Regions from separate parts of the Homo sapiens genome. Here region 1 is linked to region 2. Evidence: read pairs that join two places in POLR2A ChIA-PET (ENCODE). Cell type or tissue: Panc1. All regions are shown on one strand. Links, peaks and the distances in the headings refer to the core of each region. The heading gives the core; the rest is flanking DNA. Region 1 overlaps SH3RF1 (SH3 domain containing ring finger 1). Region 2 has its middle 74 kb from the start of CBR4-DT.

Region 1 (4,399 bases), core at 167-4,166, 120 kb before region 2:
TTCAGATGAGATGGTAAATTGAAACAGTGCTGCCCAGCCTGGACTTCATTTCTCATCCACAGAGGCTCACTGTTTGAGGCTTTAAAATTTGTACTCTATTTGCCTTGATATGTGGGCACAAGAGAAAAATAGAGAGGGCTGAGAGTCAAGGTTGACCTCATACCAAGAACTAGCCTCCTACGGAGGGAGGTAAACATTAAACTGAAGCATCAGGATAAAGAAACAGTTTATGTTAGGGCCAAAGCACTAACACTATTCCTTGTCTTCCCGGCACCAAGAACACGAAGTAGGCCCTTAATAAATATTTGCTGAATAAGTACTTCCATTGCAACTCAGTATCTATATCCTGAGGTCAGAGATAACTGTAAATTTGGGGGAGTGAGATTTTTTTTTTTTAAGCTGACAGCATTGTCTCTCATTTAATTCTCACAACATTATGAGATACTTTTTCATTTTGCAGATGGGTAAAGGGAAACTTGAGAACATTAGATACTGTGTCCAAAGACTCCTCTCTCATAGCTGTCAGAGCTGGGGTGTGAACCCAAGTTCACTGACTCCTGGTACAGGTCCTTGCAGTTTGGACCAAGTATCCTGTGCTACTAGGTTTCTCTACTTGCCTCTGTAGCGACGACAGATGGGTTTTCTGTGTTAAGACCTCATCCCCAGGATTTTTAATAGTAAATCTTTGACTTACATTGGAAAAAATAAAATCAACATATGATTTCAACTGGGAAATCAGAGCCTCAGGAGAAGTCAATAGTGTTTTCTCTGTGACTTCACAGGAAGTTACCATGGAAATGATTATGGTATTATGAATACAAAATTATAACTTTGACTGGGAAATAAGCTGCCTAAAGAGACAAAATGCTAAGGAATAGCAAAGTTGTTGTTATGAAAGTGGCTTTTAGATTTGAGATGAACACACTTAGCAACATGAAGTCTAAATGCCTGGTCTCCTTTAGCATTCCTGAAACATCAGTGTTAAATTATTCTTTTAACTCTCCCTGGTTTTGTTACTACTTTCAGAACTTGTTGAAAGTAAAATAATTCCCATGTGTGCCTATGTGTTTTTAGTTTGGCAAATATTGTTTTTTACAGATCCTCCCTGCCCTAGCCCCGCTCTAATCCCTTCTTCAAAGTATTCCCAGTGGAGATAAATTGTTTCCTGGTTTTGCATCAACAAATTCCCTGCAGAATAAGTATTCGTCAATTGTTAAAGCCAGCTCTGGCAGTAGATGGAGAGGCCGTGGTGTTTTTCTGATAGAAACTTTAATTCCAAATTTCATTGTTCCTGCTACTTTTCACTAAATTTAATCCTTTTAAAGATGTTAATTTTAAAAATATTGATCGTATATTTTAAATTTTATCATAGAAAAGGTTTTTTTCAAATTGCCAGTAATCAGAAATGGTGACAATACTGTATTATTGTTTGCCATCTTAATTTCTTTATATTTGGAATCCTGTTGTGTTTTTAAAATTTATTTAACTGACATTGTGTCTGACTGGCTCGAGAGCACACTGAAGACTTCTGTTCTCTTACTGCTGTCATTTTACTTTGAAAGGGCCAAGTATTCTAGACAGGGACCTCATAGCTGTTCTGACCCATTAAGCTCTAGAAACTTACCAGTTTACTCATCTCAGTTGGGATGGACTAATTATTCTGGAATCTGATATACCTGTCTCACCAGACTACTCTGGTATCTAAAGTATCTTCCTAATCTGTGATTGGGAAGAGAAGAGTGAATAGCCGTGGAACTTTCTGTTAAGTAGAAAGATTTTTAAATGGTAAAGGGAGCACGTAGTTGAACTGTTCACAAATATATGTGCCAGTGTATCACATAGTAATACATATGATACATATGAAAGATTATGTAAGGTATATGTAAGTTATGAAACTTGTTTTTTTCCTCACATTATGTTTCTGATTCATCCCTGTTGTGAGCTGTGGTTCATTCTTACTGAAGTAAATACTTCTTTTTTCTGAAGTAAATATTTATTTTCTAGTGTTTACTTTGACTCATGGGTTATTTAGAAATGCTTTAAAATTTTCTAACTGTGGAGATTTTATTTTTATATAATTGATTTTTAACTTAATTGCATTGTGATTAACGGGCATGGTCTATATAATACCTATTGTTGGAACTCCATTGAGACTGGTTTTGTGGCTTAACATATAAACAGGTTTTGGAAATATGTATGTGAAAACAGTGTGTACTTTTATTTGGCATTACTACACATGTCCTCTGCATCAAACATATTTTAGAATCTCTGACTATATGATGGGTTCATTAATTTCTTCTGTGTTTTTATTAAATATTGCTCTATACATATTTGAGGCTATTTTAATAGATATTTAAATATATGGAATTAGTATACTTTCCTGTTAAATTTACCGTTGTGTAGGTACTCTCTTTATTCCTTTTTTTTGGATGGAGTCCATTTTAAAATGATACTGATGTAGTACATAACTTTATTTAGGTTCATATTTGCCTGGAATATTTTCTCATGATGTCGATCTTTTATGTCTTTATGTTTTAGGTGTGCCTCTTATAAAGAGCATACTGCTTCATTTTGTTATTGTTTTAAAATACATTATAATATCTAATTTTTAACTGGTAGATTAATTTACATGTGTCGTGCTTGCTGAATGTTTGATGTTGTTACTGTCACCTTACCTTAATATTTTATTTATATTTGTCACACCTTTTTATCCATTTCGCTTTCTCTTTTATTGTCTTTCTTTTTAAATTGTTTGAATTTTGTTTGTTTTCTTATTCCCAGTGGATTGGAAGCTGTGACAGAACCTCCTAGCTGCTCTCAAAAATGTATTAGTCTCCTCTGTTATTTATTTATTTTTTTTTTTTTGCGCATTCACTAAGCCACATTTTCCAGGACCATTTGCTGTTATACATACTGTGTGACTGAGATCTAACCAGTGGGATGTGAACAGAAGTGACTTTTACCATGTTGGGGCCAAGGCTTTTAGGGAGTGCTTGGACCTCATCCATGCCCCTTTTCACTTCTGCTCTCTGGATGCACAAGATTATAAGACCCTAATGGTTGGTGAAGCCACAAGATGGTAAGAACCCGAGTCTTTGAACGTCTGTGTAGAGGAAAACCACCTGCCAACCAAACATTAGACTGTTATGAGAATGATGTGTTAAGCCACTGAAATCTGGGGGTTTGTAACAGCAGCTAATGTTTTTCTAAACGTAGAAATTGTACACTGTTTTTATTAGTTTATGGGTACCTTTGAAATTGTCCATGCATACCCAGCAGTCTAAACCTGATATTAAATGCCTCCCAAATACCATGAGGATCTTCAAATACAACTCCAGTTGCTTCTCTCCTACTTTACATGCTGCCCTTTTAAAACCCTAGACTTTATTATTGTATTATTGATTGTTTAGGTTTGCCACTATTTTACCAATTTATTTGCTTCCTTTTCCTTCTTACAACTCAGACCTGCTTTCTAGAAGTATTGTCCTTAAAGTATTCCTTTAGAAGCTCCAGTGGGCAAAATCCTGCTGGTAATAAATCCTCTCAGTTTTTATCTTTCTACACAGGTCATTATTTTTCTCTTGTTCTTGTTTTAAGTCTAGACTGATGTATTTTCTCTCAGCACTTTAAAGATATTTCCACAAACCATTGGCCTCTATTGTTTCCGTTGAAGTCTGTTTTCAGCCTAATTGTTATTTCTTTGTTAGATTCTCTTTTTTCTCTTGTAAAGTCTTCTCTTTGTCTTTGATGTTCTGCAATTTTATGATAATATGTCTAGGTGTAATTTCTTTTTATTTATTCTCTTTAGTAATCGTTTTGCTTAATATACTTATGTATACATGTGTAAAGATTTATACAAATTAGATGCTCTAAAAAAGTTCATTTGATGTATTTCCATAGAGAATGCATTATTTCTAATAATGTAAATATGTTTCAAAATATACAAATCAGGATGCATGTATTAATACATATATACTATATTTAGCATAATATAAAAAGCAAAAACAAGTATATGTATTTTGTGGACATTCACAAATGTGTATATTTTAAAGTATACATTTATATTGACTAGTCCTATGGAAAATTACAGCATATTAAGCATGAAGAATCTGCTGATTTAACACTCTATTTGTAGACTGTTTGCAGTACAGAAGGAGAACACTAATATTAATATAACTGGGGATGTTAAAAGTATTCATTGTGCCAGTATGCTAAGAATTAGGCCTTCATTTGTGGTTTAAAGTGTTGAAAGCCACAGTAACCTGAAAACCAATTTGTGATTATGGAAAGCAAATGAAGATGGAGACAGAGGACCTTGTTTCAGATGTTTCCATAAGGCAATTTGCCTTTTTCTCCAACTCACAAATATTGCCAGAAAGCCTGGAAAATCTCATTAGAT
Region 2 (4,399 bases), core at 202-4,201:
CCTAAAGTGCTGGAATTACAGGCATGAGCCACCGTGCCTTCCCGAAACTCTATTTTTAAGTGATCACCCACAAAAAGGGAAAAACAAAAACACAGCATTGCAGTACTGTATCCAGCTTCTCATTTGGAGGCACCAGTTTAGAACTTGATTGTGTTAGAAACCCTACCAGATACATGAAAACATCTTAACTTTGAGCAACAGAGATTATTTCCTTAATTTTATTTATTTATTTATTTTTTCTCTTTAAGACAGAGTCTCGCTCTGTCGCCAGGCTGGAGTGCTGTGGCACAATCTTGGCTCACTGCAACCTCCGCCTCCCGGGTTCAAGTAGTTCTCCTGCCTCAGCTTCCCGAGTACCTGGGACTACAGGCGCACACCACAATACCCAGCTAATTTTTGTACTTTTAGTAGAGATGGGGTTTCACCATATTGGCCAGGATGCTCTTGATTTCCTGACCTCGTGATCTGCCCGCCTCAGCCTCCCAAAGTGCTGGGATTACGGGCGTGAGCCACCATGCCTGGCCTACTTATTTTTGATATAGGATTTCTCTGTGTTGCCTAGGCTAGCGTGCGGTGGCACCATCACGGCTCACTGCAGCCTCGAACTCCTGGGCTCAAGCGATCTTCCTGCTTCAGCCACCTGAGTAGCTGGAACTACAGGCATATGTCACTACGCCCCAGGTAACTTTTTGTAGAGACTGGGTCTTGCCATGTTGCCAAGGCTGGTCTCAAACTCCTGGGCTCAAGCAATTCTCCTGCCTTGGCCTCCCAAAGTGCCGGGATTACAGGTGTGAGCATTGCGCCCAGCCAATTTATTTAATTTTGAAGTTACTTTTGCCTTATGTCCTTCAAAAAATAGATGAAGAGAGTGGATTCAGTAAGAGAATTGGGGAATTCTACTGAAACCTTTTGGTTTGGCTGAATGGACTGCTGACTTCCATGCAAGGGCGATCTGCACTTTCCCAAACATCAGGCCTGTCTCTTCCATGCATGTCTCGATTTTAACATTGACCGCGCTTTTTTTTTTTTTTTTTTTTTTTGAAATGGGAGCTTGCTCTGTCGCCCAGGCTGGAGTGCCACTGCATAATCTCGGCTCACTGCAACCTCCACCTCCCAGGTTCAAGCGATTCTCCTGCCTCAGCCTCCCGAGTAGCTGGGACTACTGACGTCTGCCACCACGCCCGACTAATTTTTGTATTTTTAGTAGAAACGGGGTTTTGCCATGTTGCCCAAGCTGGGGGGTCTTGAACTCCAGACCTCAGATGATCCTCCCACCTTGGCTTCCCAAGAGCTGAGATTACAGGCGTGAGCCACCACACCCGGCCTGCCCATGCTCTTTAGTTCACGAAGCGTCACCAGCATGAGCACATGACTCCCAAAATTGTTAGGATGATGATCCGATGATCTGCCTACTGTGAACTTAATGGATATTTTCTCAGCAGGGTGAGATTGGGGTTTATAAAGAAGAAAAATGGCACTCTGGCCCTCTAATTAAACATGAAATGACATCTCTGGAACAAAGGCCATGCTTCTTATTCCCCAACCCCTGTAGCAAGGTCATTCAAGTGAAGGCCAGTGCCTTATCTTTCCAATCACATCTAGTTCATTTCTTTTGCCAGTGAAAATTGAAAGCTTAATGGAATTACCTTCTCCTTTTTTCTAAGCACTCAACGGTGCTGCAAGACATAAAGCAAAAACGTCCTTTTGGGTAAAACCAATTTCCTTATAAATTACATCGCAAAAGCACATTCAACAAACTCCCTAGAGGCAGAAACACAGTAAAGACTGATACCTGCCGCCAGCTCACTCTCTAATATAAGCTAATTCAGCCAGCCCCTGGAGTCATAATTTGTAACTCCTCTTTCTTTTTTTCCTTTCTTACTAAGGTTTAGTAAGAGCTCCTGTTAAAAACAGATTCTAACTGAGAACTGGGGGGTGTGGGTGAGGATCCCATGAGTAAAATCCTTTTTATGTTTTAGATAAACATTAAAAAATAACAGCACCACCAAATCTGTGGATCTTCTGTGCAAAGCAACTGCTGGCTTTAACTCCATATCAAATGAGACCACCTTGTTTGTTGAAACCATCTCTGTACAGTAAATATAGATGGACACAGAGAATAATTTAAGAGACATGGTGCTGAAAAGTGGTTCATGTATTATATGGGCCCCCAGGGTGCTCAAGCAGCCAAGCCCATGAAAAATAGCAACCTGCAAGGACACAATTCCCAGGTAAGGAGTGAAGGATCCTTCCTTCCTTCATTCCTTCCTGGAAAGGAATTGCTGAGCTCCTGCGGGGCTGAGGAGGTGTGAGCTGCCTGCCTCCCCCTGTGGCACAGGCCACCATGGCAATAAGGCAGGCTCCATATATAGCTGGCACTACCCATTCTACTGGGGTAGCAATTGTGGGATTCCTATGATGTGCTGATGGTTGCAGAAATCAAAGTCGGGCTGGAATTTCTACCCTTTAAACCAAAATTCTTCTTTCCTGTGATTTATTTACCCACTGAGACAGATGTGTGGGATTGGCATATTATCAGTCATTCCCTATAATAAAACCGAAGTGAGTGAAGCTTTCAAGAAGAGGGTATCGCAAAGGAAATGCTTCCCATGAGAAAGCTGTAATAATCTCTCCCACCATCTAAATCTACCCAGTGGCTTAGGCCTAAAGAAAATGGCCTCAAAACATTTAAAATCAAAATCTTACCCTATGATCCTAAACTGTTCCTTATGCCAGAGAATGCATTTTTACATTTTCTTCTAAAAAAAAGTCCTATGTTTTGGATTATTTCTTCTATTTCTCCCTTATCTCACCTTCTCCCTGTCTGTCTCCCTATGTCTGCATCTCTGCCGACCCTACCCTCCTCTCTTCCGCTCCCCAGCCCCCAACACTCTCTTCAGTGGTGGTGTTGGTAATGGAGCTGGATGTCCGCTGGAATAGTCCAAGTGTCCTCATCCAGAAATGGTATTCTCAACTACTCCCCATAAATTCCCATCTGAAAAGCATTTTTTTTTTTTTTTTTAAAGAAAGAGTCTCACTCTGTTGCCCAGGCAGCTCACTGCAGCCTTGACCTCCTGGGCTCAACAATCCTCCCACCTCAGCCTCCTGAGTAGCTGGGATGACAGGCACATGCCATCATGCCCCGCTAATTTTTTTTTAAATTTTTTGTAGAGACTTGGTTTTGCCATGTTGCCCTGGGATCAAGCAATCCTTCCACCTTGGCCTCCCAAAGTGCTGGAATTACAGACTTGAGCCACTGCTCCCGGCCATTGTTTTTTTTTGTTTTTGTTTTTGTAGTTTGTTTTGGCCTTTTCTATCTCTTTAGTCTTAGTTGTAACCAAGTCATGATCAGGATTCTGGAATAATAAAAGAGGACATCACAGCTAAATCAGTGTGGGGAAAAGACAAATTATTCCATTTAGATTCAGATTTTTTTTTTTTTTTTTTTTTTGAGAAAGAGTCTCGCTCTGTCACCTAGGCTGGAGTGCAGTGGCGCGATCTCAACTCACTGCAACTCTACCTCCCAGGTTCAAGCGATTCTCCTGCCTCAGCCTCCCAAGCAGCTGGGATTACAGGCATGTACCACCACGCCCAGCTAATTTTTGTATTTTTAGTAGAGACAGGGTTTCACCATGTTGGCCAGGCTGGTTTCGAACTCCTGACCTCAAATGATCCACCCGCATCGACCTCCCAAAGTGCTGGGATTACAGGCGTAAGCCACTGCGCCTGGCTAGATTCACATTCTTAAAGGGCTGAAATATACTTTTTATTTGCCTAAAATTAATATACATGTGTTCTATCCTATTATATTTAAAAACCAATTACAGATTTATTGAGTGAGTTCTCACAATCCATTTTGTGTTTGGCTAATACAGTAAAAGGTATTGTGAGCCGGGTGTGGTGGCTCAGGCCTGTAATCCTAGCACTTTGGGAGCCAAGGCGGGTGGGCCAGTTGAGGTCAGGAGTTCGAGACCAGCCTGGCCAACATGTCAAAACCCCATCTCTACTAAAAAAAAAAAAAGGCCGAGGCGGGGGGATCACGGGGTCAGGAGATCGAGACCATCCTGGCTAACAGGGTGACACCCCATCTCTACTAAAAAATAAATAAATAAATTAGCCGGGCATGGTGGCGGGCGCCTGTAGTCCCAGCTACTCAGGAGGTTGAGGCAGGAGAATGGCGTGAACCCGGGAGGCGGAGCTTGCAGTGAGCCAAGATCGTGCCACTGCATTCCAGCCTGGGAGACAGACCGAGACTCCGTCTCAAAACAAACAAAACAAAACAAAACAAAACAAAACAAAACAAACTAGCCGGGTGTGATGGCGGGTGCCTGTAATCCCAGCTACTCGGGAGGCTGAGACTGGAAAATCACTTGAACCCAAGAGGCAGAGTTTGCAGTGA

Evidence for each region. Peaks named below come from ENCODE experiments on the same cell type or tissue, not always from the same donor. Only the 100,000 strongest peaks of a DNase experiment are listed, where the experiment ranks them.
Region 1: POLR2A ChIA-PET joins it to region 2 with 7 read pairs; 4 of 35 experiments call an interaction of 5 or more read pairs at or near these places.

The regions. Positions count from the first base shown.
Region 1 is chr4:169,198,083-169,202,481 of GRCh38, reverse strand. All of the region lies in intron 2 of SH3RF1 (SH3 domain containing ring finger 1), which reads left to right. Among named protein-coding and RNA genes, the nearest start is that of SH3RF1, 71 kb to the left of the region's middle. In Panc1, for the core only: no CTCF peak of the experiment used is centred there; a DNase peak (open chromatin) is centred at 1,921; H3K27ac peaks cover 727 bases.
Region 2 is chr4:169,082,423-169,086,821 of GRCh38, reverse strand. No RefSeq gene overlaps it. Among named protein-coding and RNA genes, the nearest start is that of CBR4-DT, 74 kb to the right of the region's middle. In Panc1, for the core only: no CTCF peak of the experiment used is centred there; no DNase peak of the experiment used is centred there.